3 separate regions of the Mus musculus genome follow, and all the other regions are linked to region 1. Evidence: chromatin loops called from intact Hi-C (ENCODE). Cell type or tissue: heart. All regions are shown on one strand. Region 1 overlaps Arhgap31 (Rho GTPase activating protein 31). Region 2 overlaps Arhgap31 (Rho GTPase activating protein 31). Region 3 overlaps Arhgap31 (Rho GTPase activating protein 31).

Evidence for each region. Peaks named below come from ENCODE experiments on the same cell type or tissue, not always from the same donor. Only the 100,000 strongest peaks of a DNase experiment are listed, where the experiment ranks them.
Region 2: a loop joins it to region 1, with 2.0 times the contacts of the local background. A loop is called at or near these places in 10 of 42 quality-filtered maps.
Region 3: a loop joins it to region 1, with 1.8 times the contacts of the local background. A loop is called at or near these places in 6 of 42 quality-filtered maps.

Annotation. Positions count from the first base shown.
Region 1 is chr16:38,618,232-38,620,731 of GRCm38, reverse strand. It overlaps Arhgap31 (Rho GTPase activating protein 31), which reads left to right. Exons shown (of 12, transcript NM_020260.2): 8 at 2,465-2,500. All of the region lies in intron 2 of Gm36482 (a long non-coding RNA gene), which reads right to left. Among named protein-coding and RNA genes, the nearest start is that of Gm36482, 4.5 kb to the right of the region's middle. In heart, a CTCF peak has its summit at 1,488 (motif pointing left); a DNase peak (open chromatin) is centred at 1,491; H3K27ac peaks cover 313 bases.
Region 2 is chr16:38,707,915-38,710,414 of GRCm38, reverse strand. All of the region lies in intron 1 of Arhgap31 (Rho GTPase activating protein 31), which reads left to right. Among named protein-coding and RNA genes, the nearest start is that of Arhgap31, 3.9 kb to the left of the region's middle. In heart, a CTCF peak has its summit at 1,048 (motif pointing right); a DNase peak (open chromatin) is centred at 1,064; H3K4me3 peaks cover 1,800 bases; H3K27ac peaks cover 956 bases.
Region 3 is chr16:38,673,620-38,676,119 of GRCm38, reverse strand. The region is part of intron 1 of Arhgap31 (Rho GTPase activating protein 31); the gene reads left to right. Among named protein-coding and RNA genes, the nearest start is that of Arhgap31, 38 kb to the left of the region's middle. In heart, a CTCF peak has its summit at 1,174; DNase peaks (open chromatin) are centred at 1,029 and 2,399; H3K27ac peaks cover 656 bases.

The DNA.
Region 1 (2,500 bases):
GATGGCTTCTTCCACTGCCGCAGACTTACTGTGAACTCTTATCTCCTCCCACAAACCCAGGTGAGTTATGGGTCTCTTCTTCCATGGCGGAGACAAAACAGGCCTGGAGTTTACAAATGCGGCTTGCCAATGAGTGTTTGACACCACCCCCACGCGACACTGCAAACGGCATGGAAATTAGCCTATGCCGGAACACAAGAGGACAAATGGGGGCCACTCTTGTCAGAGGGTCCTTGCTGGCAGCACTTGGGGATGGCATTTCTGACTTCCTTACTTCTTCTCAACCTACTAGACACACACACACACACACACACACACACACACACACTCCTTTCTGTGTCTGTCAGTATATACACATGTGTGTGTTCGTGTGGACATGCATGTGCAGGTTTGTAGGAGGCCATGGGGCAACTTGTTTGTTTATCAGGAGCTAACCACCTTTCAAAAAAACCAAAAAACAAGAAAATGGTCCATCATGGACCTGGGGCTTGTAGAATAGGCTAGGCTGGCTGATTCTATGTCTCCTAGGCACTGGGATAACACGCGTGTACCCTTCTCAGCTTCTTTACATGAGATATCAATCCAACGCAGGTCTTCATGCTAAGTGGCAAGCAGTTTATTGATTGAAGCATTGCCCCAATCTTTCTCCACTCGACAACAAGTCATCATTAGTATCCTCTCTATTTCTTCTTCCACTCCAACCTTAGTCTCTCTAGCCACCCACTTGTCCCACCATGAAAGAAGGCAGTGACTGAAGCAAGAGTCCTAACCCTTTAGAGGGTGTAGGTGAAGGCACCTTTTCACTGGATTGCGCCATGCTTTCTGTTTAGTAATTGACTCCCCAAGACAGCAAGCTGGTTAGCGAGGAAGATGTCTGCTCCCCTGGATAACTAGAGGAGTCCTGTGATAGTGGTGGCATGTCTCGACTTCCCTGGGGAAAGTTCCCTGGCTGTAGTTCTGAAGAAAAGGGGTCTTTGTGTTAACATGTTTGATTACTCAGTGAATCCCCAGACAAGCTAAAGGCAGGTACAACCTGGATTTTAGAGGGAAACTTCTAGAAATATCGGAGTCATTGATGACTCTGTTTTCTAGAGCGATCAGATTGTACCCTCTTAGAACTAAACACACTGCCCCTCTCTCTAAGCCATACAGAATAAGCCTCCTTCCCAGGGATGAACGGCACTTCAGAGAGACCATCTCCTGCATTGTCTCTGCTTTCAGCCACAGCGCTATACTAGCTTAATATATGCAACTCCTTATGATACACATCAAGGCTAAGTCCTTAGATTATCCAGCCAAATGGGATAGAAACCAACAAGTATGCAGACGTGTTTCCAACTGATTGTAAAGACTCCTAAAGCTGAGACCCAGACCTATGGAGAAAAGGCTCCTTGAGAGAATGACGGGTTACAAGGTTTCAAACCTCATCTTTGCGCCAGAGCCTGGCTGGGTGGATCGGAAGCTGGAGTTGCCTCTGTAGTGCCCCCTGGTGGTACTAGGTTCTCATGAGCCAGCCCAGTTGCTATGTCACCAAGCCTCATCTCCATCTCCATAGCCAAGCAGCCTGGTAAAAGGCTGGGCAAGAGGCATGCTGGACCTTATGCTTTTCTTTACAGTGACTGAGGCCAGCCGGCAAGTCACAGCTTCCCTCGGCAACACCCAGACACTTTTGCTCTTTTTGTCTGTTTTACTGTGTTGCTTATTACACGTCCTAGCCATATGGCCACGGGGCAGAAAGCACAGATCTGAGGTCTGTGGTCTTAAATGTTTAAAAGGGTCTATAGTGTGTTAAATGTTTAAAAGGTCTATGGTCTTAATCTTTTTTTGTTTGCTTGCTTGAGGCAGGTCCCTCTACATAGCACTGGTTGTTCTAAAACTCACTCTGTACACCAGGCTGGCCTCGAACTCAGAGATCCACCTGCCTCTGCTTCCCTAGTGCTGGAATTAAAGGCGTGCCCCACCACTTCTGGCTTGATTACACCTCTTTCTTTTAAAAATTTCAGCATGTGTGGAGAGGCAGGACTGCAGTGCTTCATAGACGTTCCACCAGATTTCAGAACTGTGTGTTTGCTTGTGGGCTCTGACCGTCCCACTGACCACTGTCCCACTGCTGGCCTCCCACCGCTGCCTCTGATAGATGACAAACTTTGGCTGTAGTTCTAAAGAAAAGGGTCTTTGCGTTGACGTGTTTGATCACCCAAGGCTTCCCTCAGACAGGCTAAAGTCAGGTACAACTTGAATTTTAGAGGGAAACTTCTAGAAATACCAGAGCCCTTCACGACTGAGACTATAGTTGTAACGCTCTCTCTCAATTTTGCAATCGCCCTCCAAACAGCAAGGCAGAGGTGATCATGAGTTCAAGCCAGCCTGGTCTACTTTTTTTTGAGACCCTGTCTCAAAACAAAACACTGCCTGGAAATGACACGTGCTCCACTAACGTGTGTGTACGGCTTGGTTCTTTCAGGAGAAAGCTTTCCAGCAAATCAAAGAAGTGGAAATC
Region 2 (2,500 bases), 90 kb before region 1:
TGGAAATGAACCGTGAATAATAAGCAGTTTGTATAAACAAGACTAAATAGAATTTCTGCCCCCACACAGGGAAAGCTCATTGCTTTCCTGTGTGTATGTGATGATGATGATGGTGGTGGTGGTGGTGGTGGTGATGATGATAGAACTGATAAGTGGTTTTCTCTAAAACAGTGTAGAGATATACATATATTAGTTAACGGGCAAGACCCAGACTCTGTCCTGGGTGAGAAGAGGCTGAGAAGGGCACCACCCTTTTGCTCACGACCTTGGGAGAGCATCTCGGGATGTTGGAGGTGGTAAATCAGAGTGGTAATCAGGAACCCAGAGTCTGGGAAGGGCCTTTCGAGAATCCTATACTGGCCACTGAACTTTGGGGTGAAAGAGCAGAGGCCACTGGACCTAGGTAGAAATGGAAGAGAAATGGATTTCAGTTTGGGAGCCCAAGAATGAAGGGGAAGTGAGAGATGCCCTGGGAGCAGAGCTCCAAGCTGGAATGGAGGACCAACGCTGATGAGCACGGCTAAGCCAAGCTTGGGCTCTCTGGATATGGTGGGGAAGCTGCATCTTGGGTGATAGCCCTGGGGACAAACAGGATGGCTGTTAGCCATCTCTCTAATTCACCAAGCTGAGCCTAGCTACCTCCGATTGGACAAAGCAGACAAGACAAGGGTGAACAAGGGACAGATCTTTTTTTTTTTTTTCTGCCTGAAGTGAATATTACTCATGACCAGCTATCATCGTACTCAATCTTTGGGAAGATGATGAAAGCTGAGCTGCCTTTTCATAGAAACGCACACACGTACACATCAAATATACAGTTCCGACAGCAGCCACCTACGTGTCAGGTTCGGACCCTGCTGTAAGCCCCAGCAGTGCAGAAGCCTAGCATGGCAACTTCTCACTTCTCCCCTCAGTCCACAGCGCGGTGGATCAAACTCTAGGGAACTCCCCAAAGCTAGCACCTAACCCGAGCTACACCTCCATCCTTGGTTCCCCCTTCTTTGGCCACTTTCCTCTTGTCTAACAAGAAAGAACACCATGGGAGGCCACAAGGTGGCTGCTAGTGGCCCTTTTCACTTCCCCACCAGCTGAGTGACTGCTGTCCCATCTGAAGCTCTCCCCAGGGGACCAGCTAACTCTCTTGCTTCCTGTCTGGGATCCCTTCCTTACCGCTGATGCAAGGAGTCTGCTTTTCTTTCTTGTTTTTGATCACTGAATGTGAAGGTCGTTTCTTGCAGCTTAAAAAACACCTTAGATTATTGTCACCTGTGGCCCTACTGTGTGAGTGAAGCCCATGGAATGCGCACATGATCATGATCGTTTCCTATCTCTCCCTGATGAGCCATGTGTTCTATGTCTTCTAGAGGGGGTGGGGGTGATGGGACCAGGGGCCAGGGGGAAGAGTAAGAGTTGCTAGGAGAGAAACTATCTTGTCCTCTGGGCTGACCACTTTAAGAGCTGAGACTTCCTTACCTTTCTGAGTCATCGGGAAGTTTTATACGGAAGTTTTATCGTGCCTTCACAGTGCTCAAACGATGGTGACAGATTTCAACCAGCTGGAAAGCTTTCTAAGATGTTGCTGCCGCTACACATGGTAGCACACACCTAGAGTCCTAGTACTTGGGAGGTTGAAACAGGAGGATCGGGAGTTTGAGGCTAGTCTGGACTACATGGACTTCATCTCTTAAAGAGAAAAGAAAAAGTCAATGCAAAGCCCCATCTCAGACCAACTAAATTCTCCCAGATGGTTTTTGGTACATGGACAGGGTGGAAACCCACTGCCTGCATGCAGTGTGTGGCTTGTGGGCCATGCTCTTTGCATTAAGTAGAGTCCATTCTGAATGCTCCGTGAGAAGTGTGAGGGAGCCTTTTCATTGCTGGAGAATTTTTTCTTCTCATCCTTACTAGGAAAGATGTGTGTGAATGTAAAACGAAGATTTACTTATAGGTATAATGTATATCTAATTTGAGAGGCCACAGGAGGTTCATAACAAGTCACTGAGCAATGCAAATACAGCCCTGAGCTTGTTTGGGAGGGAGTCCTAATGTCTCAAAGGATGTGGACGAGTGGTGGGAACGGCAGTTGTTGCTCCATTTCATTTCATTTCTGAAGCTTTATAGTTCCCTCACTTTGTTTGTTCATTTCCTTTATTTATTAATTCAATAAACAAAACTCTATTCCAGCCGTGTTTTGGATGCAGTGGGAAAGCAAGATGGGCTCTGGTTATAAGAAATGCGGAGTCTCAGGGATGTGACCCAACCTTTATACTCCAGTTGACTTTGAAGTCAGCCGCCAAGGCTAGCGAAGCAGCTGTAGGAGAGAATGGGAGCGTTTTGGTCTCCCGTTAAATAGACAAGATGCGGCACAGACACAAACAGAGCAAGGTCGTAGCAAAGAAGGCAAGTGCTTTTCTGTTTAAGATGCAGTCCTGACTGGAGGACAAGGGCAGTATCCTCAGCGGCTTGGTCTTTTCGAGCACATCATCCGCTTACCTTCCCT
Region 3 (2,500 bases), 55 kb before region 1:
GCAGTGAAGCACCTATTGTTTGGGGTACAGATGTGTTCTTTCCTCCCCAAGGTCCTGGTGTTCAGGGGCGGGTGTTTCAGTGCTGTTTGTGGTACTTGGTGCTCAGCAGGGCTTCAGAACGTGGTGGCTGTGCTTTGTTTCTGCGCCCCCCCCACCCGCCCTCGCCCCCTGCCTGGTGTATGCTGGGGCATGCTAAGCCTATCACCTCCTGAAGGGGTTCTGACTATTTAAATAAGATCTCTAGGGACTTACCCACCACAATTAAGTGACATAATCCTCTTTCTCTTCCTCCCCTCCTCCCACCCACGACTCCCTGGTGGAATCTTCCCTCTGGAGCTTGTTATCAACAGCTCTATGTTCTACCTTGGGTATATTCACCTCAGCATCTTACGCAATGCCTGTCTCCTCCATTAAATGCAGCTCCATCCCATGGGTGAGGGAGAATTTTTCTGGTAGTGTTCAGTCTGTATATAAATATACATTTGGTGTCAGCACAAGCAAATTCAACATTCATGGACACAAGAGTCCAAGACAGTCCATTTTGCAACTGTTCCATCCAAGAAGAGGAAATTAAGACAGGATTTGGTCATTAGGGAGGAACACTTGAAATAGCAAGTGCATAAAAATAAATTGCCTTCTCCATGGGGGTGGAGATTTGCTCTTAAATGTTCTGTGTTAGAAGCCCAATGTATAATCAAAGAGCCTTGCTACTTAGAATCACTCCAGGAAAGTCTCACAAACCTCATCACTGAGTAGTATTAAAATGCTTTAGAATATAATTATGTCTCAAATGAAGAGAAAAGAGTAAGGGCCACCAAAGACAGCAGGTTATAGTCAAAGGAGACCTTAGGGGAAAGACAATGGAAAGGGAGGGGCGTTTCTCATGGGAAGTTAGCGGATGGACTGTGCGTGCTGCTGGTTGGAAGTCCCTTGACTCTCACACACCATCCATTCCTGCCTCTGCTTCCCTCCCTCCCCCACAGAGCTGACTGCTCCCTCATGAACAGCTCCAAATACTAGCAAGGCCTTCCCTATGTTGAACAGGTCGAGATACCCTTAGATGGCTCCAGAGTATTCAACCTACCACACTGGAGAACCTCATTCTTGCCACAGCGTTTCAAACACGGAAGCTCCCCCTTTCCTCCCTGCCAGACCGCCTCAGCCACACGTGGCGCCAGAGCATCCAGACTCTTCTCGAAGCCAACTGACCCCAGTTCCTCCGGTTTTTCAGCATAGGAAAGGTTTCCACTTTGTTTGGGTTTGTTTGATTGTTTGTTTGTTTTTTTATTCTGCACTGGTTTTTTGGTCAAAGTCAGATGACCCTTTAACATTTCCGACTCCTCTGCAATGCCCGGTCGTCTGTACCGCTCTTTAATTGTGTCACCCAGAAAAGCAGTCTGAGGTACAGGACGGTACAGGGTACTCCACTCCGTCGGTTTAGACCCTGTATTTCTGGTAATGCCGCCTGATATGGATCAATATCCTTGCCAGCCACATCTCATTCTGCATATTGTGTTCTCCTTAACTGCTATCACCTTTCAGAGAGTCATTTATACCCTCGGAGATGACGAGGTGGTGACAAAAGTTGAATACCTGTTTTGTGACAATTAAAGGTACACAAGGACGGTTTCAACCTGAGCGCATATAATGAATTACAAGCTTTGGAAACAGACGACCCAGAGTGGAAGAAGAGAAGAAGAAATGCTGCTGTTCTGATTGATTAAAGGAAATAATAATACCCACTCTAAGATTGCTGTCAGGGAGAGATGAAGCCATATAAACAATAACTGATATACAATGGATGGGTGATTTAAGCAGATGCCCCGGGAGATAATAACCATTGTTATCAATCCAAGAACATGCTATCGGGACCTTAAAACATGATCATGTACTTAGGAAGGGGTCTAAAGTATCCTTCAGACAAGCAAGTGTGAGCCTACAGTGCACAGTCCTAGGAGAATCCCTGAAACTAGACATTGGGGCCCTGTCGCTCCGTTGTCACTTAGGTCATAGTGACAGTTTCCAAGCTTGTCTTTCTGTCTCCCCTACTCCACCGAGCCACATGCCAACCCAGCCACTGCATCAAGTCACCACAGGTTGCCTATGGACGGCTGCAGGACCAGAAGCACAAATACTTGTCAGGCAACACGCAACAGGGTTAGAAGAGAGCTGAGAAGTTTGGGATGCTTTCTGCAGTGGATCCACACCTGGCCCGGTCTCTTACCATCCCTTTCCTCTCTTTGGTGGGCCCAGAAGCCAGCTGTCCGTGGCCTCCCTCCACAGCGTCTCCAGAGACAAAGGCCTCTCACAGGCCTCCCACCCCCATGCAGCCGTATCCATGGCTACCATCGAGGAACTTGGGAACAGGCCTTGGCTCTCAGACAGAGGATGCCCTGCATGCCGGGCGCACAGAGCTGGCGCTCATTCCTCAGCGCCATGAAAGGACAGACTGTTCTGGAACTGAACATGAGCGGATGGAGAGGCGTCCATGCACAGCGCC